4 separate regions of the Homo sapiens genome follow, and regions 1, 2 and 4 are each linked to region 3. A link is a loop called in an ENCODE intact Hi-C map of the cell type or tissue named here. Cell type or tissue: Caco-2. All regions are shown on one strand. Each heading gives the region's core, and the rest is flanking DNA. Links, peaks and the distances in the headings are about the cores only. Region 1 has its middle 42 kb from the start of NEK3. Region 2 overlaps NEK5 (NIMA related kinase 5). Region 3 holds the start of NEK5 (NIMA related kinase 5). Region 4 has its middle 51 kb from the start of CCDC70.

The links. A loop is a pair of places that touch in the nucleus more often than their neighbours do. Peaks named below come from ENCODE experiments on the same cell type or tissue, not always from the same donor. Only the 100,000 strongest peaks of a DNase experiment are listed, where the experiment ranks them.
Region 1: a loop joins it to region 3, with 11 times the contacts of the local background. A loop is called at or near these places in 18 of 110 quality-filtered maps.
Region 2: it touches region 3 in a loop (6-fold over the local background); 14 of 110 quality-filtered maps call a loop at or near these places.
Region 4: it touches region 3 in a loop (9-fold over the local background); 7 of 110 quality-filtered maps call a loop at or near these places.

What each region holds. Positions count from the first base shown.
Region 1 is chr13:52,197,861-52,206,094 of GRCh38, reverse strand. No RefSeq gene overlaps it. Among named protein-coding and RNA genes, the nearest start is that of NEK3, 42 kb to the right of the region's middle. In Caco-2, for the core only: a CTCF peak has its summit at 4,518 (motif pointing right); DNase peaks (open chromatin) are centred at 1,974 and 4,512.
Region 2 is chr13:52,066,996-52,075,229 of GRCh38, reverse strand. It overlaps NEK5 (NIMA related kinase 5), which reads left to right. Exons shown (of 24, transcript NM_001365552.1): 20 at 3,160-3,286. Among named protein-coding and RNA genes, the nearest start is that of UTP14C, 46 kb to the right of the region's middle. In Caco-2, for the core only: no CTCF peak of the experiment used is centred there; a DNase peak (open chromatin) is centred at 3,989.
Region 3 is chr13:52,123,964-52,132,197 of GRCh38, reverse strand. NEK5 (NIMA related kinase 5) reads left to right here and starts at 3,125. Exons shown (of 24, transcript NM_001365552.1): 1 at 3,125-3,169; 2 at 4,536-4,603; 3 at 4,694-4,832. The coding sequence starts at 4,716. LOC101929657 (a long non-coding RNA gene) reads right to left here and starts at 3,303. Exons shown (of 2, transcript NR_110306.1): 1 at 141-3,303. In Caco-2, for the core only: CTCF peaks have their summits at 3,121 and 4,268 (motif pointing right); DNase peaks (open chromatin) are centred at 3,187, 3,849 and 4,247; H3K4me3 peaks cover 1,608 bases.
Region 4 is chr13:51,909,263-51,916,320 of GRCh38, reverse strand. It overlaps a transcript of TMEM272 not described here and the pseudogene CTAGE3P. Among named protein-coding and RNA genes, the nearest start is that of CCDC70, 51 kb to the right of the region's middle. In Caco-2, for the core only: no CTCF peak of the experiment used is centred there; a DNase peak (open chromatin) is centred at 4,040.

The sequences.
Region 1 (8,234 bases), core at 1,765-6,764, 74 kb before region 3:
AGAATGTCCCCTACAGCATATTAAGGATATAGAAAAATGCTGAGGGTTATGATAATTTTTAAAAAGCAGATTACATGTCAGTAAGGGCAGGATGATCCCAACCAATTCTGCTTGTTGAAATCCCTGCCATTCACTGAAATCTGTGTTAGACGCAGCCACCCCAGAGCACCTGTTTCTGATTCCTGGTTCTCAGAAGCCAAATTGGAGCATCCCTTCCTATCCACGACAGACTTCCCTTTAGCACCTATCCTGTGCTGGATGCTGTCAACCCAAACTAACTGCTGGAAATGCAGAAGTGAAAGAGCCAATGGCTAGCTTCAAAGAAATCACTGTCGCCAGGCGAGGTGGCTCACGCCTCTAATCCCAGCACTTCGGGAGGCCAAGGCAGGTGGATCATGAGATCAGGAGATCGAGACCATCCTGCCTAACACGGTGAAACCCCATCTCTACTAAAAGTACAAAAAAAATTAGCCAGGTGTGGTGGCGGGTGCCTGTAGTCCCAGCTACTCGGGAGGCTGAGGCAGGAGAATGGTGTGCACCCAGGAGGCAGAGCTTGCAGTGAGCTGAGATCACGCCACTGCACTCCAGCCTGGGTGACAGAGTGAGACTCAATCTCAAAAAAAAAAAAAAGAAAAAAAGAAAAAAAAGAAATCATTGTCGAAGCAGAGGAGGAAGAAACAAGCAACTATAATTCAGGGGTGGGTATGCTGCAAGAGGTGTGTGGGTAGGGGGGCATCCCCGGAGGAAATGAGTGAGGGATGGAATAGAAGTTTCAGCGGAGGCCCACAGGAGACCTCCATGCCAACATAAATGGCATCTGGTCCTTTGTTATGAGGATGAATGTAGTTGGTGTATCATCTACTCCAGGGGCCAGGAGAGTTGCAAATAAGCCAGGCTTTTAGTTGTAATCAACAGAAGCACAGAAGAGATTGATTAAAAGGATTAAAAGGTTGTAGAGTGACTCTTCTACTTGCTGGATGGGGAGGTGGAATGCCGTGAATAGCTTCCTGCAACAAGGCCCTATGCCCACCGCAGACCTGGCCTGCAGTGGAAACCACTGCTGTTGCCCCCCTAGAGCTCTGGATGTGATGGTTTGCGATGTTGCCCCTTCTCATACCAGGGCCACAGCCCAGTAACCTTTGCTCCTTCTAAGCTGTTTGCCTGTGTTACCAGCTTTGCCTGATACATCACTTTCACACTGCGTCCACTGCCTTGGATTGCTTATCTCTAAGTTGGTATCTCATGTAGATGCAGCTGATGGAGGGAGGCTGGGTCATGTGCCTGTACCCTGCTCTGCATAGAAGCCTGGCTGATTGGGATCTCTGGCATCTGCCTTGGAGAGGTAGGACTCACTCATGTGTTAGGAAATTTCCAGAACATAGCTGGGGTTTTCAAACAATGCTAGGCAGCCAAAAAACATGACACATGTCCACTCTGCACAGACCGAGCATCCCAGTCAAAGGAAACATGCAAAGGCACAGAGGTGTGAACCGGCAGAGCACGTTTGGGGAAATGGAAGCAGTTTGTTTCTGCAGAAGAGAGCAGTGAGTGTTGGGAGAGTTGCTTGGAGTAGCCGGCAGGAGCCCCTGCTAAACTCGTGGTCCTTGTGGCTCCAACCTCAAGGGAAAATACTTTTTTTTTGAGACAGAGTCTTGCTGTGCCACCCAGGCCTGAGTGCAGTGGCATGATCACAGCTCACTGCAGCCTCGAACTCCTGGGTCCAGGTTCATGTCCGTGTCCTGAATGGCTGGGACTACAGGCGTGCGCCACCACCCCCAGCTAATTTTTGTATTTTTCTGTAGAGATGGGTTTTTGCCATGTTGCCCAGGCTGCTCTTGAACTCCTGGTCTCAAGCAATCCTCTTGCTTTGGCCTCCCAAAGCACTGGGATTACAGTTGTGAGCTATCAAGCCCAGGAAGGGCAAGTACTTGTATCTTACTCAGTGTTCCCTGCTGAGGCCCAGGAGCTGTGACTAACTCCTTGCCGGGCCCAGGGCCCTGCCCCTTGTGAGTTTTAGTCAGTATCTGTCTAAAGGAATTATCTTTGTAAACTGTTGGATTGCATCATTGTTGTGAAATAGCAAGTGTATGCAGCTTCTCTCTCTTTCTCTTCTCTCTCTCCTTCTCTCTTGTGTGTACATTTCCACAATGTACTATTTTATCATTACATTAATAATGGTTCCCCCAGAAAAATAATCTGGATTTAGACCCTTTGTATCTAAATATTTGTATGGCACCTATCACTAGATATTTAGCCATTTATAACATCTTTTTAAAATGCTTTCATTAAATTAGTTATTCTGGGCAAATACAGGCAAATATAACCATTGAAAGGACACACAAATAAAGGCCCAGCAGAGTTGAGATGCCATTGCCTTAGAGATTAGCATGCAAGCTCTGGGTCAGACACCTGAGGGGGAAATCCTAGCCTCTCTGCTTCCAGCTGGATGAGTCGGAAAAGTCTCTTGGGGTGGGAATGAGAGGAAAGATCTGGTTCTGCCAGTTGATGGTCTGAGTACCCCCTGCTCCATGCTGCTGCTTCTCAGCTTCATGCGATTGTACCTTTGAGGACTTCCATGGACCACATTCTAACCTTTTTAATTTTTTTTAAGACACAAAGTCTTGCTCTGTCACCTACGCTGGAGTGCTGTGGCGTGACCATAGCTCACTGCAGCCTTGAGCTCCGAGACTCAAATGATCCTCCCACCTCAGCCTCCTAAGTAGCTGAGACTACAGGCCTGTGCCACCATGCCTGGCTAATTTTTAATTATTTTGTTTGTGTGTTTGTTTGTAGAGAAGGAGGTCTCACTATATTGACCAGGCTGTTCTCAAACTCCTGGCCTCAAAGAATCCTCCCATCTAAGCCTCCCAAAGTGCTGGGATTACAGGTGTGAGCCACTGTGCCCAGCACTAACCCTCTTATTTACAATGGGATTGTTTGCCTCACTGTGCCTAAATTTGTAAAACATGGCCAATTCCCAAATGTTCATCATTCAAAGTATTTAGTCAATTTCTCTGTTCCAATTAAGAACCGGAAATTTGGAGATGAAAAGCCGCACCTCATTTCGTTCACTGAGAATCACAAAGCCAGGCACAGGGGGCTGGGAGCAGTAGAGCATGGTCACAGAACCCAGCCCAGAGGACCAGGAAATGTTCTGGAGCTTGGGGCAAGAGCTGAGCCTTGAAGTAGGAGTAGGAGTTAGGCAGGGAAGAGGAAGGGAACACAGCATTGGATGGCAAGGAGATGGGGGAAGGCATGGCCGCGTCTGGGAGCTGCAGGGGCTCCCGTCAGGGTGGGAGGAGAGGTAATGGGAAGGAGACTAGCGAAGGAGGCAGGGCTGATCTTGAGGGGTCTCACAGGCCCTGCTAAGAGAGTGCAGGGTTTCTTTAGAGGATGGTAGAGGGAGCCGCTGAGTAATACAGACTTCCTGATGTGAACATAGCTGTGTGGAGGAGGCTGACAGCATGGACTCTGGGTCGACTGTCCGGTCCTCAAAAGCTGGCTCTCCCACCTGATGATTTTGTGATAGTGAGAAGCTCCTGTAAGCCTCAAATTTCTCATCTTAAAAGTGAAAAATGGTGTTACTTGCCTCAGGAAAGTTTGTGAAGATGAGACAATACATATAAAGCACTATTATAGTGTCTAATACTTAGTGGTCAATAAATGCTAACTATTGTTGTTATGGATCATTTGAATAATAATGAGGTATACAGTTTGTCTCATTTTATAGACTTGTGATAATGGAATGAATGAACTTTGTCACAGCAAAATAAGTTTAAAATGTTAGTTGTGTATCCTGATAGAAAATATAAACTTAAAAAGATTTCTTTGTGAGACAGAGGTCTCACTATGTTGCTCAGGCTGGTCTCGAACTCCTGGCCTCAAGCTAACCTCTCGCCTCAGCCACTGTGTCTAGCTAATATAAACATTTGTTTATTCATTCCACAAATATTGATTGACCATGAAGGATGTACCAGGCACAATTCTAGGCTCTTGGGATAAGGTAGTAAATGAGGCTGCCCCTTGATGAGGGGTCCCTGCTCTCACTGAGCTTACATTCCAGCAGGGAGGCTGATGATGAGAAAGGAAACCACGTGTTTCCCAAGACCTGTACATTCCGCCAGGGCAGGGAACATGTTGCATTTGTACCTTGATCTATCCCAAATGCATGAGACAGGGCCTAGGTCAGGCACTTGATGAACGTGTTGAGTGAACGGAAGATTATTTCAGATAGTGCTGAGTGCCGGAAGACAAGGAAACAGCGCGACATGACAGAGTGGGAAGGTCGACTTGGCTAGATGCGGTGCACGGCTGAGAAAGCACTGCTGAGCTGAAGTGGATGGTATGAAGGAATCAGTCATGGGACAATCTTTGGGACAGCTATTCCAGGCCAAAGAATTTTCCATGCCTAAGCTGAAGGCCCTGAGGCAGGGCTGTGCTGGGAATGCACAAAGATGGGAATGAATGGACCCCACAGCACGGGGGCCAATCATTTGTGGGTCGTTGGCAGGCATGTCTTTTATCTAACAAGAGACTATGTTTGCCTCCAGAGGGCACTTGAACATAACAAATGCATCTAAGGGCCAGCTTAGGTTAACACTTAGACAGAGAAGCAGTTTCCTGAAAGCATAACTTCAGAGGCCAGGAAAGCAAAAAGAAAATAATCTCAGCTGAAGCCTTTGCTTATTGAAATTTGAAAGCACCTCTTTTAAAAATTAACTTTTATGAGATAGTACAAGTGTAAGCTAGCAATGTGGTCTTTCATACATTAGTGTTAGTTTAACAACATAGCCCTCCCCTTGGTGGATAGATGAGAGAGCAGTTTGACAGGTAGGAGAGGGGACGAAAGGCTAATTTAGAGAGGTCTCGGCAAGGGTGTCAGGCCTGGGTGAGACCCAAAGCAAGGAGGCTCTGAGAAGCTAAAAGGCAACATAGAGAGGGGCCAAGGGACGGGGGGAATGAGTACAAGAAGGCAAGAGGATGGGCTGGGGGAACCAGAGTACTCTCATGCACTTTAGAAATTGACCTGAGGACAGTTCTGCCTGGTCATATCTCTATCGTCTCCAAAAGTCATGTGCTAAGCACTGTTTCAACATAGTTCTATGTCATATGCTGTGCAATACACACTAGTGTGACATGATCCTGGTCTTCCATGCACCTAAAATCCAAGGCAGTTTTACACATGAATATACTAAGAACGAGTCGTCTTACGTGGAGGGGAAAGACAAGTACCTAGACAATCTAATTTGAAGGGCACGAAACCACTTCATCTTCCGTCCCATCTCCCATAAGTCCTCCTGCTGCTGAGGGGCTTTCCGTGCCCCTCCCTCTTACTTTGTCCTTTGGCTTTGGGCACTAAAGCGCTTGTGAAGAAGCTAATGAAATCTAGGAAACTCATCCATCTGGGTGCAACCTCTCTGGGCCTCCACAGGCCTGGCACCTGTTGCATTGCCTATCTTGTTAGTTTACCTGCTCCACATCTGTGATCTCTGCTAGATCACCAGCCCCTTGAAGCAGGGAACAAGTCATACTCACCTGTGTATTCCAAGGGGACTAAAGCTTCATTTTTCACATAGTGTTATACAGTTACACTAATATCATCTACCTATATATTATATAAACATGCACTTATGTTCATCTTTTGCTGCCGTTCTTTTTTTTGAGACAGGCTCTTGCTCTGTCACCCAGGCTGAAGTGCAGTGGCACTGCAGCCTCTGCCTCCTGGGCTTAAGCAATCCTCCCACCTCAGCCTCCAGAGTAGGTGGGACTGCAAGCACACATCGCCATGCCCACCTAATTTATTTATTTATTTGTATTTTTTGTGGAGGTGAGGTTTCACCAAGTTGCCCTGGCTGGTCTCAAGCTTTTGGGCTTCAGTAATCACCACCTTGGCCTCCTAAAGTGCTGTTTTAGGCTGTGTTTGATACTGTAGTTTGATCTGGTTTATAAGATAGACCAGCTGGAGATCTATCTATCCAGATAGATAGATAGATAGACAGACAGACAGATCCAGAAAGAAAGATAAAAATTTCCCAACTTGAAAGATGCAGAGACAAAACAGCTCTTTTTTTTTTTTTTTTGAGACGGAGTCTCGCTCTGTCGCCCAGGCTGGAGCGCAGTGGTGTGATCTTGGTTCACTGCAAGCTGTGCCTCCTGGGTTCACGCCATTCTCCTGCCTGAGCCTCCCTAGTAGCTGGGACTACAGGCACCTGCCACCACGCCCGGCTAATTTTTTGTATTTTTAGTAGAGACAGGGTTTCACCATGTTAGCCAGGATGGTTTCGATCTTCTGACCTTGTGATCCGCCCGCCTCGGCCTCCCAAAGTGCTGGGATTACAGGCGTGATCCCTGTTTTGTCGCGTCCGGCCCGACAAAACAGCTCTTAATCCACCTAAGAAAAAAAGGAAATACCACATCCAGTATGTACCACACACATCATCCCTCACCCAGATCAGGAAACCTCACGATGAGTTATGCCCCCAGTAAGTCCATCCAGCCTCATTCTCTCCTTCTTTCTGTGCCTTTAGCTAGTACATTGCCTTTGGAAAGATGTCCATAATCCATTAATACTTTTGCTAGTAGAGACACAAGTCAATTGAAGTAGGTAGCTGAAACTGCTGGACAACTGGGTTTATTCTGCAGGCTTATTTCACAAAGAGCAAACCTCAGAAAACTGAGGCCATTGCTGGCCTGGCTAGTTGGATTTCCAGATATTGACCATTCCTGGACTCCTTGTTACAGGTTTTCATACACCTGCTGAGACACATGACTGCGCTTGTTGGATAATCCTGATGTCATTGAGGAAATTAAATGAGATGAGGATGTAAATTGTTTAGTGTGCAGTGGGCAGTCAGTGGTGTTATTATCTCATTTCCACATTGCAGGTATTTATGCTGCACCCCGATTTTGTTGGAAACAGTCTTATGTACTTTTTTTACACAGAGGCATTGAAAGTTAATTCAGAGTTGATTTTAGGGGAAAGGATTACTTTGAACATAAAAGACACAAATTTACAGACATATTTATTGGGAAATGAAGTCACGTATATGGGCAATTCTCGTGACTAAAAAGCAATTAATAAAATAAATTACATTTGATTGCCTGTGAAATACATAGACAAAGTAGGTATGATGGAAAATGGCATAAAACAAACAGCAGAATAGGATACATTTTGCTGCACAAGCAAAGTAGCGACAGAGCCTGTAAGCCTCACCTGGGCCATGACATTCGTGTTCTGCCATCCTGTCACTTGGGAGAAGTGGCTTCATGGTTTACCTTTTTGTGTGTGATCCACTAGCATGAACTACTGATTACTTCATGCAGATGGACAGAATATTCTAAATTTTTCTGAATCTTTGTAGATGTATTATTTATTCACTTAGATCTTTCCAAGATGTATTATTTACTAGATCTAAGTGTTTCTTAGAATTCATGTAGTAATTAAATAATGTTAGAAATGAATCTGGGGTACATTAAATATCATGAGAAGTTCATTAAGGTGAATTGAAATTGCTTGTACCATTAAGGTAACGTGCTATTTTAATATCTTTGCTGTGATTTTTGTAACTTTGTAAGAGTTATCTATTTTTAGTATTTCTACGCTATTATGAATACCATGCATAACATAGTTTTTCGGCTTTTCACTAGTCATTGACTCCCACTTCTAATCATTGGCTATCAACTTTCAAATGATCATTTATTCATAGAATGTTTTGGAATCAGGGTGGTGATTATAAAAGTTGGGTGAGCATTATTGTGTTGTATGGCAGTAAATAGAACTGTTGTCCTGGACTCTAGATACTGGTCAGCATGGGCTTCAAAGATTTCTTTTGGGCAGCTGGACCAACCCCTTCTCTGTGGTTCTTCTGCATCCATGCAACCCCCAGAGCAAATCAGATTCTTGGTGCTGGTCCTTCCTATCTGCTCATCCCACTGCAGAAAACAAAGAATGCCTATCTGTGTCTCAGGATAGGACTGATCCTAAGCTCTCATGCTGGACTCCTCCAAAGATATGCTATACTTTGGAACACAGAAAAACACTTCATAATATCCAGTGCTAAGTGCTTTATAATACAACTGAATGCAAGAGCAACACTATTTTCACTTAGATTTCTGACTTAATGATGATTCAAGAGGTCTGCAGCACCGTGAATTATTAATAGCTGGAAACAATATTCTGATTTCTTTTTCTTTTTTATTGAGACAGAGTTTCGCTCTTGTTGCCCAGGCTGGAG
Region 2 (8,234 bases), core at 1,481-6,480, 57 kb after region 3:
GGGCACCTAGGTTGATTCCATGACTTTGCTATTGTGAATAGTGCTGGGATGAACATGTGAGTATATGTGTCTTTTTGGTAGAATGGTTTGTTTTCTTTTGGATATATACCCAGTAATGGGATTGCTGGGTTGAACAGTAGTTCTAAGTTCTTTGAGAAATATCCAAACTGCTTTCTACAGTGGTTGAACTAATTTACATTACATTTCCGCCAACACTACATAAGCATTCCCTTTTCTCTGCAGCCTCGCCAATATTTGTTTTTTGACTTTTTAGTAATAGCCATTCTGACTCGTGTGAGATGGTGTCTCATTGTGGTTTTGATTTGTAGTTCTCTGATAATTAGTGATGATGAGTATTCTTTTATATATTTGTTGGCTGCTTGTATGTCTTCTTTTGAGAAGTGTCTCTTTCTATCTTTTGTCCACTTTAAAATTTGGGTTGTTTTTTCTTGTTCAGTTAAGTTCCTTATAGAGTCTGGATATTAGACCTTTGTTGGATGCATAGTTTGCAAATATTTTCTTCTATTCTGTAGGTTGTCTATTTACTCTGTTGATAGTTTCTTTTGCTGTGCAGAAGCTCCTTAGTTTAATTAGGTTCCACTTGTCAATTTTGTTTTTGTTGCAATTGCTTTTGAGGACTTAATCACAAATTCTTTCCCAAGGCCCATGTTCATAATGGTGTTTCCTAGGTTTTCTTTTAGGATTCTTATAGTTTAAGGTCTTACTTTTAAATTGTTAAGTCATCTTTAGCTGATTTTTGTATACAGTGAAAGGTAGGGGTCCAGTTTCATTCTTCTGCATGTAGCTAACCAGCTATCCCAGCACCACTTATTGGATAGGAAGTCCTTTCCCCATTGCTTATTTTTGTCGATTTTGTCAAAGATTATATGGCTGTAGATGAGTGGCTTTATTTCTGGGTTCTCTATTCTGTTCCTTGGTTTATGTGTTTGTTTTTGAACCAGTACCATACAGTTTTGATTACTGTAGTCTTATGGTATAGTTTGAAGTTGGGTAATGTGACGACTCTGGCGTTGTTCTTTTTGCTTAGAATTACTTTGGCTATTTGGGCTCTTTTTTGTTTACATATGAATTTTAGAATAGTTTTTTTTTTCTCCAATCCTGTGAAAAGTTACATTGGTAGTTTGACAGGAATAGTGTTGAATCTATAGATTACTTTGGGCAGTATGGCCATTTTAATGATATTGATTATTCCAATCCATGCATGTGGCATGTTTTTCCATTTGTTTATGTCATGTATGATTTCTTTCTGTGTTGTGTAGCTCTTCTTGTAGAGATCTTTCACCTCCTTGGTTAGATGTACTCCTAGGTATTTTATTTTATTTTTTGGTGGCTATTGTAAATGGGATTACGTTCTTGATTTGGCTCTCTGCTTGAATGTTATTGGTGTATAGGAATCCTATTGATTATTGTACTTCGATATTGTATCCTGAAACTTTGCTGAAGTTGTTCATCAGTTCCAGGAACCTTTGGGTCGAGTCTTTGGGTTTTCAACCTATAGTATCATAAGCGTGAAGAGATGGTTTGACTTCTTCTTTTCTTATTTGGATGCCTAGAATTTTAGAAAATATTTCTAGAAAAATGTTTGGTGCTCAAGGCCAGGGAACGGTGGCTCACAGCTGTAATCCCAGCACTTTGGGAGGCTGAGACGGGCAGATCATGAGATCAGGAGATTGAGACCATCCTGGCTAACATGGTGAAACCCCATCTCTACTAAAAATACAAAAAATTAGCTGGGTGTGGTGTCACCCACCTGTAGTCTCAGCTACTTAGGAGGCTGAGGCAGGAGAATCACTTGAACCCAGGAGGCAGAGGTTGCAGTGAGCTGAGATCACTGTACTGCACTCGAGCCTGGGCAACAGAGTGAGACACTGTCTCAAAAAAAAAAAAAGGGAAAGAAAAATGTTTGGTGTTCAAATGAGTCCTCCAAATACTTTTTATTCTCCCATTTTATTTTATTGGTGTTATTTCTTTAGATAAATTATTACATTTTAATTTACTTTTCTTTAAATAAAAGAGCTATTTTACTCATAATATTAATTTTTATCATAGCCAAATTAAAATAGAAGACCTGATACATTGTCAACAACTAATATACTGACCTAAAAAATTGAACAGGTACCCTGAAACCAGGCACATTTATTTTAGGTCTTAATTAGTTATTGATAACTTTAAGTAAATCTCATTTATGCATTTGGGCTCTCCTTGCCACAGCAAGGAGTAAATACAGTAAATCCAATACAGTAAATCCAAATTTCATTTTATTAGTTGATTTCAAAATCTTTTTTTATCCTGGTTTTATCAGACCTATAACAAATGTCAAAATTAATTGGTTTATTTTTCCATTTTACCTTTTCTGAATTCACCTTTTAAGTCAATATAAGTATGAATAATTATACCTGATGCTCAGTTTTTATTTAATGTTCTTTATTAGCTTAAAACATTTTCATGTTAGCATTTCTTATTTTTATGAGCATTTGCTACATAAAGACTTCATTAGAGTGGTGATAGTTAGCATTCACCTCTGTTCAACCATAAATTCCTAAATGCCCCAGAGGTGAGACATCAGAGTGGAGCAGATCTGGGGACCTGCTTCTGAGTGGGAACTTGAGAAGTGGTACTCTCACAGAGCTTCTGTGAAGTGAGGTGCTGACGTTGCCCTGCTGAAATGAAAGAATGGAGTCCAAAAAGTTTTAACTGCCACTCTTTCTTATTCTTTGCTTTGATCTGCGTGAAACAGAAGTGGTCATTTTGGTATTGACTACAAAATACTAGGAGCAGATTTAGGGAGCTGGTTAAGAATGTTGTACACTTAAAACAGGGCATGAATGAGAAAAGCTTGAGAGCACTGTAGAATGGAGCTGAAGTGGAATACTATTGAAGTCAGAAAGTCTAGATAAAATTAAGTTGCCTTATGACCAGTGCTTGACACTGTTAACATGGAGAAGAAATGAAAACATTTCTGTTTTTATCTAACATAGCTCTAGTTTTAAAACTCTATGGATTTATTTGTTTAGTAAACATTTGTTGAATATTTACTATATACCTTGCTAATTAATTTTACTAGGAACACGAAAATATGGTTTTTCTTTCTTTCAAAATATGGCTAATTTATCATGAAACACTGTGGAATTGATTTAGGCAATGGATATACCAAATGAAACTTTGACCTTTGAGGATGGCATGAAGTTTAAGGAATATGAATGTGTAAAGGAGCATGGAGATTATACAGACAAAGCATTTGAAAAACTTCACTGCCCAGAAGCAGGTATGTGTTTCTTGAAAGTTGTAAATGAGAAGGAACTGTTTTATTAGCAACCCATTTTGAACTCTGTCCCCATGCATCTGCCTCGGCTCCACTGTTACTTGACCCCTTTCTGCCCTCTCTAAGCAAGGCAGAAACACACTTATTATTCTCCTGCCACCCATGCAGTGGCCACACTCCCTGAGATCCAGCCCTCCTCTCCTGCTCCATACCCACTCCCTCTTGCAGCTTTGGCTTCTCCCAGGAGCTCCAGACTTACCAGTCTTTCTCATTGTCTTCTGGGAAGCTCCATGGACAAGTGTTGCCAGTATCTGAAACTCAGCTGTGTAAAGTCAAGCTCTTCTGTGCTCTTCCCAGTGACCCTTTATTTTGGTTAGTGTCACAGATGCAACTGGCTGGGGCCAGTGTTGTGGGCAGTAAAAGAATTTATCAACACAATTGTAAGTAAAGAAAGGCAGATTTATTAAAGTACAGAGATACGTTGCAAGAGTGCAATGGGCAGCACAGCAGAGAAGAGGCTGTCTGCTAAGAGGCAGGGGCTAGAGGGAAGTTTTATAGGGTCATATTGGAGGAGCTACATGCTGATAAGGTGTGCAGATAAGGTTTTGCTGCTTGGGCTACATGTGGAAGGAATGAGGTATTTGGGAACAGGATGTGACAGCAGCTTGTCTGTGATGAGTCATCTCTCAGAACAGTTGTTCCCCCATCCCCACCCCCAACCTGGGACCCCTCCCTTTTTGTTGTTTACTTATCTTATGAGAACTTCACAGTCAGTGCTGTCACCAGGGTGCACCCTTAGCATAGTGTCTATTCTGAGATGTCTCTGGAGTCTTCCTCTTCCTTCATTCTCTCTGTTACTGGTTTAGGGCTCTGTCATCTCTCAGTAGTGTGGTGTAGGCTTCAGAGACAGATGGGAATTGAATCTCAGCTGTTGCTGCCACCTTCTGGTTATGTGACCTTTCTTTCACAAGTTATTCCAACACTGAATCTCAGTTTCACCTTAGGAACAGGGGATAATAGTAGTAGGAATAACCACACAGGGTAATTGTGAGGACCAAAGTGAGTTTTGATGTATAAACGACCTGGCACATACTAGGTGCCTAAATTAAGTGCTGTCTTTTCATTTTCCCTTTTCCTTCCCCTTGCTGTATTGCCTTATTTGCTTATGTGACCTTCTTTCTCTAGTATTTCCCCTTCATTCTCTAAATGGTTACTGTATTAGTCCATTTTCTTGCTGCTGATAAAGACATACCTGAGACTGAGCAATTTACAAAAGAAAGAGGTTTAATTGGACTTACAGTTCCACATGGCTGGGGAAGCCTCACAATCATGGTGGAAGGCAAGGAAAAGCAAGTCACATTTTACATGGATGGCAGCAGGCAAAGAGAAAGAACTTGTGCAGAGGAACTCCTCTTTTTAAAACCATCTTATCTCGTGAGACTCATTCACCATCACGAGAACAGCATGGGAAAGATCCGCCCCCATGATTCAACCACCTCCCTCTGGGTCACCCCACAACACACAGGAATTCAAGATGAGATTTGGGTGGGACACAGCCAAACGATATCAGTTACTAAAGTTATCTTGGCATATTATTACTCTGCTCAGATTTTTTTTTGGATAATACCTGCAGAATAAGGTCCATTCCACATATTATCACATTTAACACTACATGGCCTAATTCTGCTGTGACCCACTTTTCTCATCCCAGCATGGCCTCTTTCCTTCCATGGAAAATGGGATCCATACAGCCTGCTGGAATGCCCATTTTCTCCTACAGCTGGAATGCCCATTTTCTCCTACAGCATTTACAGAACTGACTTGGCTCAGTTTCCTCTTCCTGGAATACTCTCTGCCTCATTTCCTTCTGGAAAAATCTCCATTCAGCAGGCATCTTATTGAGGATCTCCTTTGTGCCAAAGACTGCTCACTGGTAGGGAGCTCAAAGATGAATGAAATCTGGGCCCTGTTCTCAATATCACAGAAGTGTTATGAGCAAAAAAGTCACAAAACATGTTTTCTGAGCCTGAAATGTTAATCACTGTTTGAAGTGCGAGCTGGGTGGAGAGTCAGGGAGGTCCGCACTCCTCCAGGGCTTCACATGCCATCATTTTTGTGATTGAGAAGGATCATGCTGGCTGCAGAGCAAAGGATGGCATGGAGGGCAAGACTGAAGGCAGGAGAAGAGTCCAAGTGCATGAGCCAGAGTGGTGCAGGGAGAATAGATACTGAGTGTGGGAACTGAGGAAGAGAAGGGGCTCAAGGATATTCCCAGTTTTCTAATTCAAATGCATGAAGCTTTCATCAACCAAAAATACATCACATGGAGGGTAATGGGGTCGGGAGAGACAAGGTAGTGATCTAAATTTGGAACATGTTGAGATTTAGGTCTATAGAGCATCAGTTGCAGATTCTATATAAGACTGAAGGCCTGGGGCATATCAGGGATAAAGATATAGCTTGGTGGCCCTTAGCATATCCGTGGTTTTTAACTTTGGTGATGGTCAAAATACCTATGCAGAAGGACTGGAGTGAGAAGGAAATGGAGCTTAGGACATAACCCTACCACTATATAAACAAACTTTGGAGAATCAGGAGAGAGTAAAGCCAAAGGAGGAGAGACAGGTCATGGAGGAGGCACAGGAATTGGCAGCATCAACTGGAAGAGAAAGGCCAGATGAGGTGAGTGGGATTTGGCCCTTCAGGAGCCGTTAATGGCCTCAGGGAAAGCAGTCAACTGTGTAAGGGGTAAATTCAATGGTTATCTTTGCATCAGTTTGCTGGGAAAAGCAGAGGGGGTTGGCTGTTTTTTAGATGAAAGAAAAAAAAACCTTCATCAGTAGTATACTGAAAATTGTCTCTCATTTTAATCTGTATTCCTGTAATTATTATTTAGGCTGAAGGATTTTTCCGTATGTTTGTTGACCATTCATATTTCTCCTTTTTTTTTCTTTTTTCTTTTTTTGTTTTTTTTTTGAGAGGGAGTCTCCCTCTGTCGCCCAGGCTGGAGTGCAGTGGCACAATCTTGGCTCACTGTAACCTCCGCCTCCTGGGTTCAAGCGATTCTCCTGCCTCAGCCTCCCTGAGTAGCTGGCATAGGTGCGCGCCACCACGCCTAGCTGATTTTTAAAATATTTTTAGTAGAGATGAGGTTTCACCATGTTTGCCAGGCTGGTATTTGAACTCTTGATCTCAGGTGATCTGCCCACCTTGGCCTCCCAAAGTGCTGGGATTACAGGCGTGAGCCACCACGCCTGGCCAACCCTTCATATTTCTGTTATGAATTATGTACTCATGCCCTTCATCCTTTTTTCTACTGAAAATGGCATGTTTGTTTTTTTCTTTATAAGACTGATTTAAATCAAACCTTTGCCTGTAATATGTATTGCAAATGTTTTCCTCAGTTGGTTGTCAGATCTCATTTATAGTAATAACAGCAAATATATATGAGTGTGTGTGTGTGTGTGTGTGTGTGTGTGTATTTGTGTATTCATCCACTTAGGAATAAATTTTATGAGAATTGTGCGGCATATAGAAAGAAAACTGTAAAACCTTACTGAGGTATTTACAGACCACTTGAATAAATGGAGAGAAATAACGGTGCTATATATTGGAAATATTTTTTCCAAATAAATATTGCAGTATCGTTGTCTGAGGTATTACCCAGAACTCTTTGTCTCACGACCAAAAGAATAAGGAGGGTGGACAGTAAGGGTGAGTTTGGACCGAAAATTTAATAAACAAAAGAGGAAAGCTCTTCACTGTGGAGAGGGGACCCAAGAGGGTTGCCATTTCACAGCTGAGTACAAAGGCTTTTATGAGGAACCTGATAGGGCTGGGGGTTTCATTTGCATAAGGCATGAATTTCTGGCAGCTCCACCCTGTTCTCCTAGTATGCTGACTGGCTAGGGGTTGTTTTTGGAAAAGGCACCACTCAGAAAATGACATGATGGTTGACCAGGCATGGTAGTTCATGCCTGTAATCCCAGCACTTTGGGAGGCTGAGGTGGGCAGATCTCTCAAGGCCAGGAGTTCGAGACTAGCCTGGCCAATATGGCTAAAGCCCATCTCTACTAAAAATACAAAAATTAGCCAGGTGTGGTGGTGCACACCTGTAATCTCAGCTACTTGGGAGGCTGAGCCACAAGAATCACTTGGACCTGGGAGGTGAAGGTTGCAGTGAGACAAGATTGTGCCACCACACTCCAGTCACACTCCAGCTGGGTGACAGAGCAAGCAAGACTCCATCTCAAAAAAAAAAAAAAAAAAATGACGTGGTGTAAAGACCAGTTGGAGCCTTGGCCCACAACCAGCTGAGTGTTGGAGTGATGGTTCACAGAGGCTTGGCTCACAGTCCAAAGTATGCCCCAAAAAGGAAAGGAATGTGCTCACTGGGGCCCACCATGTACATGCCCACAAAAGGAGAAGGAACTATTTGCTAGAGGCCCACTGATTGCACAAAGAACAAAGGCATTTCTGTGTTGGACTTTGCTCCCTTATCTGTGCAGCTGTGGGCATGTTTTAGGCAAGCTTCCTGTGCTAGTTCCCTTATCTGTGTCTGCAGCTTGATTTTTCAGACTGTTCTTTTGTTTGAAAGAATTCTGAGGACCTGCCCTAACTGCCTGCCTAACTGATTCTTTCTTTCTCCTCCCTCAATATGTGGATTTATGGCTATTTCAATCAAAACCACAGTAGGATTTTTTTTTTAATGGTATAGGGAGATCTTGGCAGGTTGGAGAATCCTGGAGCTTCTTAAGTGGCCAAAAATTTTGAAAAAGAAGAACAGTGAAGTGGTACTTACATTTCCAAATGTCAAAATATATTACAGAAATTATAGTCATTCACACAATATGATAGTAGCACCCAAATAGTTAAAACAGTGAGAAGAGAAAGTTAGAAACAGATCCTAGTATGTATCATAATTCAGCACAAATGAAAAGTAACATCACAA
Region 3 (8,234 bases), core at 1,413-6,412:
ATACATTTAGGGTCATTAACAAGCAGTTGCTGAAATCTGGAATATATACATCTTTTAAAGATTTAACAGTTTTTAAATCTTAACATGTAAAACCTGTGGTATAGAACCAACCCTCCACCTCACACATACGCTGTATTTACATTTAGATATCTTTCATCTCCAGTGGTCTCTGGCAGTCTCTAAATCTTTCCTTGTTTTTCGGGACCTTGACATTTTTGAGTACTGCTTAGGTATTTTGTAGACTGTTGCTCAATTTGGGTTTGTCTCACAATTGGACTAAGCTTATGGATTTTGGGGAAAATCACAAAGGTGAAGTGCCCTTCTCATCACATCATTTCAGGGAGCATCAGCATGACTTCTTCCTGGTGTCGTTCACCTTGATCACTTGATGAAGGCAGTGTCTGCCAGGCTCTTCACTATCAACTTCATAATTTTCCATGTTCATGCTGTGTTCACTATAAGTGAGTCACACACTCCAGCTCATAGTCAAATGCAAAGGAATTAATCTCCACCTCTGGGGGTGGGAGTATAATCCAATAATAAGTCGTTTGTTTTCTTGCTTAAATTGTTCTAGCTTTGGCCGTTGGGAATTGTTTCAGGTCACCTCCTGTGTCCCTTTGAGGTGCGCTGGTTCTTTTGGAGCACTTCCTTTCTGGCACTACAAGATGGTCCAGACTCATCTTTATCTTCTCTGCCCCAGCCCCAAAATCATCCATTTCAACAAGGTTCCCACTGGTTTAGAAACCAAGATCTGGGTGCTGGGTGTGCTTATTGCTCCTGGGGTGTCACTGCTTCTAGGCCCTCTCAGCAGACAGAGCTAGGAAGTATATATGTGTATACTAACCTGTATACACTGTATAATTGTATATCCATCCAGACATCTCTACAGTTATTTCTGTATCTCTCCATCTGTACATACATTAAATTAAGCATGGGTCCATACTGATGTCTCCAACTAACCCAGTACTACAAGGTTCATTCTAGCCTTCTTCTCACGCTTTTCTGTAACTTCTCTCCCTGACAATGAGAAAACTGGCTTGTACCATCCGCCATCTGCTTAGCTGTTCAATCCTAGTCTATTTGTAAAGCAGTTTCCAAATCATTAACCCATACCCCTGGGAGAAACAAATTTACCAACTAAGGTACAGAGTTTATGTATCTTTCCTATTGTCTCATAGTTTCCAGTCAAATACCATTTCCCAAAATTACTTGGGTTAGCTCTTTGAAATTAGCTTACTACTCTCTTGAAGATTTTTCAAGTTAAAGCAGGCATGGATAGTTTTAAGGACATTTCCAGGTACTCAGCTTCCATATATACTGTATTCCATACCTCTTAGTCATCTTCAATCTTGGCATTGCCCAAGGGCATAAACATTTCAAAACCATCAAACAAAAAAAACTTGAAATTATGTACAGTTACTGAGAGACTGGATAAGTATTGGATAATAAATCCTTTTCAAAATCAGAATGGCTTATGGGGTTTTGCTTTTAATAAAATTTCAGAAGACTAATGGAATTATCAGTTCATGATTATAAACCAGTTTTGGTGACAGATTACTATATGATTCTTGAGATACAACTAGACAAAAATTGAGGGACACTTTTAACAAAACTTTTCATTCCTATGTACTTATTTCTCAGCACTTACAGCCTTAAGAAAATGGAAGAGAATCAGTGTTAAACTTCATTGTAGCAAGAAGTTAGCATTCATCTATGGATACAGGAACTAACGGTGCATGGGAAGCCCATCCAGGTCTTAAAGAGATGAATTTTCAATACAATTTTATTTTTTATATTTAATAATTATCAGTATTGTGATACATTTTATTGTGATCAATTGTGTAGTACTAGTAATTTTAACAATTTAATCCAGAAAAACTAAAATTCTATGAGCAGGAAATATAAATTTCCATTTCTGTACTTCTTTCAGCAGTATGATAGGATGATCAATAAGACTTTCAAGTATGAAAAAGATAACGGGTAAAATTCTATCAGGAAAGTAGAATGAAGATATGATTTAATGAAGCATGTCTAAGAATTCTAGGGAAGAAATTTGGGTGTGGTCACTGACACGTGTAATTAAACAAAAACAAGTAGATCATATACCTACTAATATTTTGAGGGAATTTCACTGCCAAAGAAACTAACATTGGATATTCCAACTGCTAAACAACTTTTGGACTCCTGCTACGGGCTGCATTCACCCCCGCCGCGGCCACCCCCAATTCACACACTGAAATCTAACACCAATAACTAATAATGAGACTATATTCGGAGACAGAGACTTTAAAGATGCAATTAGATCAAAATGAGGCCTTTAGTTCAGCCCTAATCCAACTTGACTAGAGTGCTTACAAGAAGAAGAAATTTTTTGTGGCAGGGACGGGGAGGGGGCGGCGGAGAGATGATTTTAAGAAGGAAGAGTAATGATGTAAACTTAGGATTTTTAAGAGTTTTTTGTGGGTTTTTTTTGTGTGTGTGTGTGAGGTGGACGATGGAGGGTACCATATTACTGTAGTGTTTCGATTCAGTTGGATATATTTAACTTGCGTCACTATTTACAATTGCTGAAAATTACATTTTTTTCAACTACTTAAACATTTTAGACAGCAGCTTGATGTGCAAATCCAGAATGGGGCAGGGTGGGATGAGCACTGGGCGTGAGTGCAGACGCTTGGGCAGCGCCGGTTTCGTTAGAAAGTCCCTTGGCAGGCCGCCGCTGTGGCCCAAAGAGTAGGAAGCCGTTCCAGTCTCACGTCCACCTTTTGGCAATATTTGAGACCTTGTACAAGAAACACTCTTCCTGTATCAGTTTAGCTCATTTGTAAAACTGGGAGACTACTGCCTTGACGGGTTGTAAAGAAAAGAGAGAACGTTTGCGAAGCGTCTGGTGCACCTTAAGCAAGAGCGGGGAGCGCTACTGTAGACTGCAAAGCAAAGGAATCCCGACCCAAGGCAACGGGACGGTTGCGGGGTGACTCTGCCGGGTCTCCAAACTCCCTGGCGCCTGACCCTGCCTCGAGGTGGACTGGTCCCCAGGCCATTCCAGACCCGCGCCCCGCCCGCGTTTCCTTGCGCGGCTCCGCCCCGGCCGCAGGGAGGCGCAGCGGCCCCGGGAACCCGGATCCTTCCGGGACGCTTCGTTGGCCCCGCGGAGCCGGCGGAGCAGGTACGCTTGCAGGGGCCGCCCTTAGTTCTTGCCCGGAGCCGCCACAGGGCTTCGGGAGCTCGGCAGGGTGGGGGAAAGGGATGGAGTTTCGGCCTGGGGCGGCGGGGGCGGCCCAGAAAAGGCCTAGCGTCCTGGGCTGTGTGGGTGTAGCGTCCAGGGCGCGTCGGTCTCTATGGCAACGCTCCACACGCGGAGGTCGGGTACGGGTAAGCGTCTTGCCACTCACCCGCGGCCGCTTCCAGGGGCGGCCCTAGGGGAGAAGGAATTTTCCTAATTTGGGGGCTTCCACCCTTTGGTGCCACTTGGGCGGGAGGGTCGCGGGCCCTCAGTTCCCGGCGAGTCACCCCCGGCCCCAAGTCCGTATGCGTCTCTCTCAGAACCCGATCCTCCGGTGTCTGCAGCCTCTCCTGGCTGCGGAGCTGGTTCCCAGCCCCCTGCAACCCAGTACCGACTTCCCACCCTGACGTAAAATTATTCGAAAACAAGCCCCCTGCTCACCCCATTAACAACAACAACAAAACTGTATTATGCCCTAACTGTAGCATAAAGAGGAAATAGAAGGAAAGCAATAAGTAAGAAAGTACATATTTCAATCTGAAAATGCTTGGCACTACTACCCTTGGAAAATGTAGAGAAGTAGCCAGTAGCCGCGCCTGGGGAGTCGCCTGAACGTGACGGCAGCAAATGCAGATTGTTGGGTCTCCGGGACCAGGAGCAGCGTGGCCAGTGAAGCGCGTGGTTTTCCCAAATGGTGAACAATTCTTGGTAAACCTCCAAACCGAAGTGCAATCAAGCCTTGATTTACATGTAGTTGCATTCCTCGAAAAAAAAAAGAAGTGTTCATTAAAACTGCAAAAATACTTAGCATTTCGATGTAAAATAGAGTTTGGTTCTAGCCACAAACGGATTTTTCCACGCACAGGAATGTATAGGAAGACTCTCCAAGATTGTAGGGCCGCGGGGTAATCCTTTATTGTGCGGGACTGTCTCTCGAATCGCAGAATCCTACCATCTCAGGCCCCAACCACCTGTAAACCTCATGCCTCTGAATCTTGGGGAAACAGCTTCCCCACCCCCATATATTTCCAGAATTCCCCCTAGGGGGCAGTACGTCCCCACTAAGAAAGGCTGAACTATAAAAGTGCACAAGCCTAAGGACATTCCTGCTTTATAAAGGTGCGAAACACCGGATATAGTATCTTTCATTCTCAGAACAAACTTGCAAAACAGGTATTGTTATTCCATTTTAGAAATTAGGAAAGTGAGGTTTTGCCAGGTTAAGTGACTTACCCGAGAATACAGGGCAAAAGTGTATCAAAGCTGAGCTATGACCCGTGTCTGACCAAGAAACTCTGTCTCATTTCAGTTATCTGTGGCCACAAAGAAAGTTATTTGTCTCTGTCTTGGCAAGGCTGGGAGGAAAGTTTTAGCTAAGTGAGTTCTTTTACACTTTAGTCATCAGTTTTCTGACTTTGTTAGTCTTTATGAGACGTGTGTGATAAATTTACATTACTCTAATTCCAGGAAACTCAGCCCATTGGAGACCATGGATAAGTACGATGTGATTAAGGCCATCGGGCAAGGTGCCTTCGGGAAAGCATACTTAGCTAAAGGGAAATCAGATAGCAAGCACTGTGTCATAAAAGAGATCAATTTTGAAAAGGTAAAGTTAAGTTCAAATTTCTGTTAATTTTCAGTGGGATATTCAGCTGGCTTTTAATCCAATATAAAAAGGAAATTTTTATTTTTTATAATTTCGAATTTTAAGCCATAATTGATTTTTGTTAATTCAACCTCCTAAGTCCATTGTCCAAACAGCAACCAATGATCTCATTTTTAAAAAGAGGCTGGACGCACTGGCTCACCCCTGTAATCCCAGCACTTTGGATGGCCAAGGTGGGAGGATTGTGTGAAGCCAGGAGTTCGAGATAGCCTGGGCAACATAGCAAGACCCTGTCCCTGCTAAAAAAAAATTTTTTTAATGAAAATAGAAAAGAAATAAGATCACATCCCTGTGGCTCCTATGGCCCTCCTTAGGGTGCCCTGCAAGGCCCTGTGAGATGCCAGCCTCCTCTGTTGCCCTGACTTTTCTCTGTGGTGCACTTCCTCTCTCCTTATTCAGGTCCTCTACGAGGGGTTTTCTGCAAACATCCTAGCTAGAGTAGACCCCCAGCCACAATCACACCTTATCACCTTATCACACCACCTTGGTTCCTGGTTTCTTTTTTGTTTTCTTTTCTTTTCTTTTTTTAGACGGAGTCTCGCTCTGTCACCTAGGCTGGAGTGCAGTGGCATGATCTTGGCTCACTGCAATCTCCACCTCCGGGATTCAAGCAATTCTCCCACTTCAGCCTCCTGAATAGCTGGGACTACAGGTGCATGCCACCATGCCTGGATAATTTTTTGTATTTTTAGTAGAGATGGAGTTTCACCATGTTGCCCAGGCTGGTCTTGAACTCCTGAGCTCAAGTGATCTGCCCGCCTTGGCCTCCCAAAGTGCTGGGATTACAGGCTTGAGCCACTGCTTCTGGCCTGGTTTATTTTCTTACTAGCATGTATAATGCTCTGCAATTACTTTGCTCTCTTAATTATTCATTTGTTTATTGCTTGTCTTCCTCAGTATGCAGAACAGTTCCTGTCACATAATAGGTGCTAAACACATTTATTGAGTGCACTGAATGAATAGAGAAAAACTATATGTAATTGTTGGTCTAATGATTTTGGAAAATAAATATAGTTAATTAAAAATTAATAATTTTTGCTAAATCCACCTTGGTCAGTGTTTATGTCACCCTCTTTAGTGATATGTTCATTTCATAATATATTGGGACAACAATGTCCATTGTTTGCTAGAATTAATTCTAAGGCAAGTCTTGTTGGTCAGCTTCTAGAGGATTTATAAATGAGAGTAGCATAAAAAGTTCCATACAAAGTGTGTGCAAAATGGACTACCCAAGTTACACCATATGAATATACTTAATGCCATTGAACTGTACACTTAAAAATCGTTAAAATGATATAAATTTTATCTTACCACAAAAAATTGCAAGAAAACCTACCCAAACTTAAAGCTCAAGAGTAGATGACTGGCTTCCAGGGATAATGATTTATTTCCCAATATAGGTCTCTTTTTGTGAATCCATGGCATATTCATAATAATGTCCTCTTATTCTAGTGGCCCGCAATAGCTTCCTCCCATGACATTATTCTGCTCACTCTCTTTTGTTTATCTGACTGCTCTCCCTCAGGCTTATCTCTGTCTTCGCCCTGTGTATGTCCTCAACCATGTGTCCTTTTCTGATTTTCTTTTTCTGTCCATTGTCACCTAAACTGCCCCACTTCAGTGTTTACCAATAAGTAGATCTCTCTTAAATCTCTGTCTCTACCCCTGGCATCTTTCAGTACCCTAGTTCTGCATTTCTTCTGCCAGCTAGATAACTTCAGGTAATATCTGTGGTTTTGTTTTGAGGTGGAGTCTCGCTCTGTCGCCCAGGCTGGAGTGCAGTGGTGCCATCTCGGCTCACTGCAAGCTCTGCCTCCCAGGTTCATGCCATTCTCCTGCCTCAGCCTCCCGAGTAGCTGGGACTACAGGCGCCCGCCACCACGCCTGGCTAATTTTTTGTATTTTTAGTAGAGACGGGGTTTCACTGTGTTAGCTAGGATGGTCTCAATCTCCTGACTTCGTGATCCACCCGCCTCGGCCTCCCAAAGTGCTGGGATTACAGGCATGAGCCACCACACCCATCCAACATCTATGTTATTAATCTATTGCTGTGTAGCATATTACCCCAAACTTAGTGGCTTAAAGAATAAACATTTATTGTCTCAGAGATCCTGTGCATCAAGAATTTAGGATGACGATCATTGAGACCACCTTGGAGGCTCGGTATCACAATTGTACCCAAAAACAAGTATTAATAGTGATTCTTCCTTGTTGTAAGCAGACCCACTTCACCTCCTATGTGCTGCGCTGTATTAATGTCATCAGTGTCCTTATGGTTGCCAGCCTGAAAACCTTGGGATCGTTTGTGAGCTTATTCCTTCTCCACATTCAATTATTTGGCGAATACTGTTGACTCTTCCTCTTCCTTGAATTTGCTTCAGTCCTTTTGTCGAGGCCCTGGGTCACTTGGATCCTTCAAGTGGCTCCAGCCCAATTTTGATAATGCTCCAGCCATGCCCCCAAACCTTCACTGGGACAGAGGCTGTAAAGAAAGAGTTGCCTAGGTTTGACTACATAAAAATAGAAAACGTTTGTATGTCAAAACAAACACTATAAATAAATTCAAAGAAATCGAGAAGGTGCCAAAAATATTTGCAAGTATTGACTTAATGGTGTTAGCCTTTTATTAAATCAATAAAAAGATAAAATCCATATATGAAGTCATGGTACAAAAATTTGAAACTCAGTAGAAAACTAAGAAATTAGGAGTTTATTCAAAGAAAAACCCCACAGATAAACAGTTAGAAAACAAATGTCCAACAGTAGGTAATTTGTTAAGTAATTTATAAAAAACTAAGTGGCTATTAGCAATCATGTTGTAGGTGAAGCATTGACATGGGAAAATTTCAATGTTTGCAATGTTTGAGAAAATAGTAAGTGTAAAATAATATAATCTTTGGAAAAATATATATATTCTCCATATATATGTATACCTACAAATATGTTCATATATGTACAAAGAAAGACACAAATTGTTATTATTGAGGTAGAAAGTGGGGTTTGCCTTGTGCATTTTTTTTGAGACAGGATTTCATTCTGTTGCCCAGGCAGGAGTGCAGTGACATCATCATGGCTCACTGTAACCTTGAACAAGCCATCCTCCTGCCTCAGCCTCCTGAGTAGCTAGGACTGCAGGCATGCGCCACCACACCCAGCTAATTTTGAAATTGTTTTTAGAGACAGGATCTTGCTATGTTGCCCAGGCTGGCCTCAAGTGATCCTCCCACTTTGGCCTCCCAAAGTGCTGGGATTACAGGTGTTAGCCACTGTGCCTGGTCTGCCTTGTGCTTTTATATTGTTTCACTCTTCAGAGAAGTTTTGAGACCCTCTCTGATTTGCTCC
Region 4 (7,058 bases), core at 2,022-7,021, 220 kb after region 3:
CCATTCACTGGGCCGTTCACTGGGCTGTTCACTGAAGCTTCTCCCTCAAGGCTTCTGTAATGCACAGGAAGGGGCTCTGGAAGGGGCCCAGCCATGGGTTCTCTTGGTCATGTGTTTTGCAAGTTTTGCAAAGTTAGTTATTAATATTTCACTTGTAATTGGTTTAGATAGGTTTCTTCATGCCGGTGTCCCCTCCAGCACATACACGTTCCCAGTGTTAAGTGTCAGTGATTTTTTTTCTTCTTTTTGAGAAGAGGTCTCCCTCTGTCACCCAGGCTGGACTGCAGTGGTGTGATCTTGGCTCACTGCAACCTCCGCCTCCCGGGTTCAAGTGATTCTCCTGCCTCGGCCTCCCGAGTAGCTGGGACTACATGTGCACACCACCACGCCCAGCTAATTTTTGTATTTTTAGTAGAGACAGGGTTTCACCATGTTGGCCAGGAAGTTCTCCATCTCTTGACCTCGTGACCCGCCTGCCTCAGCCTCCCAAAGTGTTGGGATTTACAGGCATGAGCCACCGCACCCGGCCACGTGTCAGTGATTTTAAGGGGAAAAGGTCATTGAGTTGGGCATACAATTAGTTTGAATGAGTGAGATCTATTCAGATGATTTGCTACCACTTCTGTGTATCAAGTGCTCCCTGTATAGGAATGACTTCCAGGACCCAGGACTACTCCCACTGTCCACTTCGTGACTCACCCAGGGGCATGGTGACAGGGGCGTGTCTCTGCGTATATGTAGAGGAACATGAACAGTAGAGGAACCCCAGATCTGTAGCATGTGGAGTTCAAAGCTACTCTGGAGAATTCTCCCAATTATCTGACATGTAAAATTGTTAGCAGAGTTGATTCTCATCAACAAAGGTCTCTCTTGTCAGGAACATACTTAATGTGGCCTATATACTTTTAAGCACATCATGCATTGTTTTCTTTTTCAATGGCAATTCCAAGAAATACAATTCACTGCAGCTATTGTATCTTTAGGGCAGAAATTAATAGTAGTGCTGTATCTAATGAGTATGTCTATGCGTGAAGTGGCATATTCTACACATTCCAACTATCGATAATGAAACATTTCTATCAACCTTGCTAGGGAAAAGGCTGAATTATCTTTTATGAAATCATAGCCAGATGAAAAGTCAATCAGAGCCCCAAAGCACAGGATAAAAGTATTGCAGAAGTGTATTGGTTGATAAAAACATGAAATGATTTTTCTTTATTGTTTACTGTTTTTGCGGTACTTTCCAGCTCTTCAATATTTGTAATTTGCCGTGAAGTATTTACATTCTAAACATCACTTTTGTACCTAATTTTGTATTTGTAATTTTATATCCTTCTTTTCTTAAGGAAAATACTCCAGATTGTATAAGATTTAGGCCCACAAAACCTGAATCGATTCTTGACAGAGTAATTAAGTAACAGCCGAAATCACAGCCACTAAATGGCCAAGCCAGGATTTGAAGCTGGAGTTCAAACGTGGGCCTCAAAAGGGCATCTTGGACTCTAACATGTGCCCCTGGAGTCAGGGTCTTGTTAAAGTTCAGATTCTGACTCAGTAGATGTGGGCTGGTGCCCAGGTGCTGTGAGGCTGCTGCTCTGTGGGCCACACTCCGAGGAGCCAGGATCTCTCAGCTAATGCACTCTATGGCCAGCTCTCAGACAGTGCAATTAACCATTGCCACTCAGGGAGGTTGTGGGAGTTGCCCAGAGTAGCAGAGTCAGAGGCTGAACTCACAGCTCCATCGCCCGCCTTACATGGTGGCAGGTGGGCTAAGTGGGGAATCCCAGGAGTCAGCTCTGGGTCCCCAAGAGGAATGTCCCTTCCAGCCCCTGTCCCCTGTCCCTGAATTGGCCTGAGATGCTGCAGTCAGTCTCAAGACCTGCAAGGTGAGCAGGAGAACACTGGCGTTTCCATTGCGACAGACATACCTGGCTGACCTCTACTTGCCTGGCTTTCTCCACCTTGGTGACAGTGCTGCTCAGCCCTGCTAAGCGTCAATTTCCCTATGTATTAAACGAGCTTAATATGACCCACCTCATCGAGTTATTCATGGATTAAATGAGGCATTATATGACAAGTTACACGATCCAACTCTGCATGTATTGGCCTGTAGCACCCGTGGAACTGGTGATTGTTGTTCCTGAGCTGAACTGACCTTGGGAATCAAGTGACTTCTTCCTGCAGCATGTACTCTCAGCTTCCTTTTTTCTCAATGTGTGTGAAGAAGAAACTGTGTTAGAATAGAAGGACATCTGCAAACATCTCACACCTGCAGAGGGCTGAACAGAGGTAAGGGCTTGATGGCAGCTAATTGTTCCCTGACAGATGTCAGCTTTGCCTGTCTGTCTCTCTTAACATGTTTGCAGCTGTGCAGCAGGCTGACAGCCTCTGGCATTCTCTTTCTGCCGGGTCCTCCCAAATGCACCCAAAATCCCAGCCATGCTGCTTGATCACCACAGGTCTGCCTGATGACAACAGGCTGTGGTGATTTTATTTGTCATCTTTAGAGCATGTGTAGCAGTATTTCTTTCCCAGAGGCATCAGATGTTTGTACTGCAGACATCTTTTCCAGGAGAAAAGGCTAATAGATGAGGGCAGGCTGTATTTCCTGGCTGGCCCAATCCTCTGGAGACTTCCTGGTCATTAGCATCCCCCAGAAGGACATGCACCATAATGGCTGCAGACTCTAGGTGGTGCTGCCCCAAGCCCTGTAGCCTAGAGCGTCCGACATCAGTTGCAGCCTGGCCTGGGTTTGGGTTATTTTAAGCTGCCCCTGCAATGCAGCTGCAAATCCAGAAAAAGAGGACTGAGGGGCCTGCTCATCAGGGAAGAGCTCAGTAAGCACACGTTGTCACTGGCTTAGAGAGCAGGGAGACAATATAATTACAGTCATTCCAAGAGGTTCATTCTGCTGCATTGCCCTTTTCAGGAACACCCCTCCCATTTCTTTGGCGCCAATACTATTTTTTAAAAACCTTCCTGGTAAATTTCAAAATGCCACTGGTAAAAGCAAACTGCCTCACTTAGCTCCTTGGTTATTTGTTTAAAATTCAGTGTATCTCAGTAGAATTTTTTTATGCAAGGGATTGAAGCTCCTGACCCTGCCATTTGGGGGAAAGGGATGTCTAAGAGTAGGGGGAGGAGCTTTCACCTTCAACCCGAGGTCCTCAACTGCATTCCACACGAAGCGTTAGCTTTAGGATAACATGAGCACAGACTGAACCCTGAGAATGCAGTTTGCCCACTCATCTATTAATTTGGTGTGTGAATTAACAGGCTTTGCCCAGAAAGAGGAAGTGGTGAAGCTGTGAAATTGCTTTCCTTGGAAAGCTTTGTTCAGTGGACACCTGTTAGTCCTGAATGGCAGGCAGAATCCTGGGTTCACAAGTGTTAATTTTCTAACTCTGAAGCTCCTTCTATTGTCATTTCCATCCGTCTAACTTTTCAGATTCCTAAGTATTTTTTCTGCTTCATTCGTGTATGTATTCATTCATCCATTCAGTGAGCGTGCATTAAATGTGAACTGTGTGCCAGGACTGCACTGGACATGGGGGCCACTGTCGCTGCCCTTGAGCTTCCAAAGCCGTGATGGGTGGATGAGCAGGGGTCAGTAGGCAGACACCGAGGTCAGTGCCACTGGTAGCCCACATGTCTGGGGCATGTGGAGCTGTGGAGCATCACTTACTGGGTCTAGGGGCTGGCGAGGCTTCCTGGAGTGGTCCTAGAGAAACAAATTGGCAATAATTAGGGAGGAAGTTTAGTGAAAGAAAGAGAAAGGCGTTTAGAGGGAAATTTGGAAAGTGTGGCCAAGGGGTGTACCACATAAACCCTCTCTCCAGTCCCCCACAGCTTTTAGTAAGAGATCAGTTTCCCGAGAATGTACTGTGGGCTGGGAGCTCTGTGGAGGATGTGCCAGGCATGGCTCGGTGCTCCTGAGGCTGCTGCCCCCACGTGATACGGAGAAGGCTGTTTGCAGAACAGCCACTGGTAGCAGCACAAAGAACAAGCGTGAATGGGAAACAGGTCTCAAGAGCTCTGCCTCCCTCTCGTGTCCATTCACTTCTTAATAATTACCGAATACCTGCTGCACACACTGTGCTCGGGACTGGAAAAACAGGGAAAACCACCGCATCTTGGCCCTTTTGGACCTTTACATAATGATCAGCAAATAGATGAATCTGTGGTTTGTCAGACCATGATGGAGGAAGACAGCTATGGAGAAAGACGAAGGAAGGAAGTGAGATAGAGCCTGCAAGGCTAGGGTGAGGGTGGGAGGTGCCACACTGACAGGTGACATTCAAACAGATCCTTGAGGGAGTGGCCATGTGGGTGCCCGAAGTAAGGGTGGTCCAGGCAGAGGAAAGAAGCGGGAAAGCCCTGAGGCAGCAGTGGGCTTGTTGTGTTCAGGGAAAGGCAAGGAGGGGAAGGCAGAAGCAGAGCAGTGGGAGGGAGTGGGTCGGAGAGGAGGAGATGGAGCTGGGCAGTGCATGGAGGGCCGGGAGGCTCTGTCTCGGGCAAGTTTAGAAGCCAATGGAGGCTGTGGGCAAGGGAGTGGCAGATGTGACCTCTGTTTCAATGTGAACACCCACTGTCAGGTCAGCGTGGGCCCACGCTTAGAGCAGCCAACTGGTGCCTAGCAAAAACAAACAAAAAGCAAAAAACCCAGAGTCTCCAGAAACCAATTAAGCAAAAATATTTATAGAACATCTAGTACGTGAAGGACATTTTGCTAGGTAGTTGGTTCCTCTCCTGAAGGAGCAAGCTTTCCGGATGAGTTGAAGATATGTGCATGCGCGGGAGGTGATGGCTCATTGCAGGGCAGGGCATCATCTGTGTTGAAGGATTGCCAGTGTTTCAGAAATGGACACAGAGCAGGTATGTTTGATGGACAGTTAAGAGGAACACTCTCTATGTGACAGCACTGTTTTAAGTGCCCTGGATCTTCTGGGGATGAGACTAGTGTTTTTCAGTCGTGCATGGGACAGTTGAGGATCATGCTAGGCAGAGGTGAGCCCTTTCCTGGAAGGAGTTAACCTAAAAAGCATAATCTGCCTCATCTGGGAGGAGCTTAATAAATCTCTCTTCAATGACGTAATGGTCAATCAGAAAATTTATATTTTAGCTGTAAAATTACTTATCACAATTTACCATGGGGCATAATCTTAGTCAAGCACCCAAAGTAATGATTTCAGGCAACAGATACTGAAACACCAAAGTGATAAGGTGGCAGGTATTTCAGTTAGCTACTGCTGCATAATGAAAGACCCCAAAGCTTAGCGACTTAAAACAATGATTTGTTATTCCTTATCATTCTGTCAGCTGGGAGTTTCTTCTGCTGGCCTCACCTGGGCTCATGCACAAGACTGCATTTAGCTAGGGTGTCAGCTTGGGGATGGGCATAGCTGGGATGCTGGGTCACCTGAGTCTTTCTCTGCATGTGGTATTGTTTTAAAATACAGGTTTTAGCGCTGCCTCAGGATGTAGAGTGTAACAAGGGGGCTGGGGTGGGCAGCGTGGGCCTGTCAGGCCTGTGGGTGCTCGTGTCCTCCAGATTCCCCCGCAGCTGACTCCGCAGTGGTCCGCTCCGGTTGCCTGGCGCAGATTTGAGTTCCGAACAGAAGGCTGTGTATTCTCTGCCGCTTATTGTGGCCTCGACAGGCCATGGTTACTTTGGCCACTGCCAGAGCAGCCTTGGCACTATGGAGGAGCCTAGGGCTACCCCTCAGCTGTACTTGGGGCTGGTCCTGCAGTTGCTACCCAGGGTTATGGCAGCACTGCCTGAAGGTGTGAGACCAAATTCGAATCCTTATGGTTTTCCATGGGAATTGGTGATATGTGCAGCTGTCCTTGGATTTGTTGCTGTTCCCTTTTTTTTGTGGAGAAGTTTTAGATCGGTTAGGAGTCGGCTTTATGTGGGAAGAGAGAAAGAGCTTGCTATAGCGCTTTCTGGACTAATTGAAGAAAAATGTAGACTACTTGAAAAATTTAGCCTTGTTCAAAAAGAGTATGAAGGCTATGAAGTAGAGTCATCTTTAGAGGATGCCAGCTTTGAGAAGGAGGCAACAGAAGCACAAAGTCTGGAGGCAAACTGTGAAAAGCTGAACAGGTCCAATTCTGAACTGGAGCATGAAATACTCTGTCTAGAAAAGGGGATAAAAGAAGAGAAATCTAAACATTCTGAACAAGATGAGGTGATGGCAGATATTTCCAAAAAGATACAGTCTCTAGAAGATGAGTCAAAATCCCTCAAATCACTACTAACTGAAGCCAAAATGACCTTCAAGGGATTTCAAATGAATGAAGAAAAACTGGAGATAGGAATACAAGATGCTTCGAGTGAAAATTGTCAACTTCAGGAAAGCCAGAAACAGCTTTTGCAAGAAGCTGAAGTATGGAAAGAACAAGTGAGTGAACTTAATAAACAGAAAATAACATTTGAAGACTCCAAAGTACACGCAGAACAAGTTCTAAATGATAAAGAAAATCACATCGAGACTCTGACTGAACGCTTGCTAAAGATCAAAGATCAGGCTGCTGTGCTGGAAGAAGACATAACGGATGATGGTAACTTGGAATTAGAAATGAACAGTGAATTGAAAGATGGTGCTTACTTAGATAATCCTCCAAAAGGAGCTTTGAAGAAACTGATTCATGCTGCTAAGTTAAATGCTTCTTTAACAACCTTAGAAGGAGAAAGAAACCAATTTATATTCAGTTATCTGAAGTTGATAAAACCAAGGAAGAGCTTAGAGAGCATATTAAAAATCTTCAGACGGAACAAGCATCTTTGCAGTCGGAAAACACACATTTTGAAAGTGAGAATCAGAAACTTCAACAGAAAGTTAATGACTGAGTTATATCAAGAAAATGAAATGAAACTCTACAGGAAATTAATAGTAGAGGAAAATAACCGGTTAGAGAAAGAGAAACTTTCTAAAGTAGACGAAATGATCAGCCATGCCACTGAAGAGCTGGAGACCTGCAGAAAGCGAGCCAAAGATCTTGAAGAAGAACTTGAGAGAACTATTCTTTTTTATCAAGGGAAGATTATATACCAT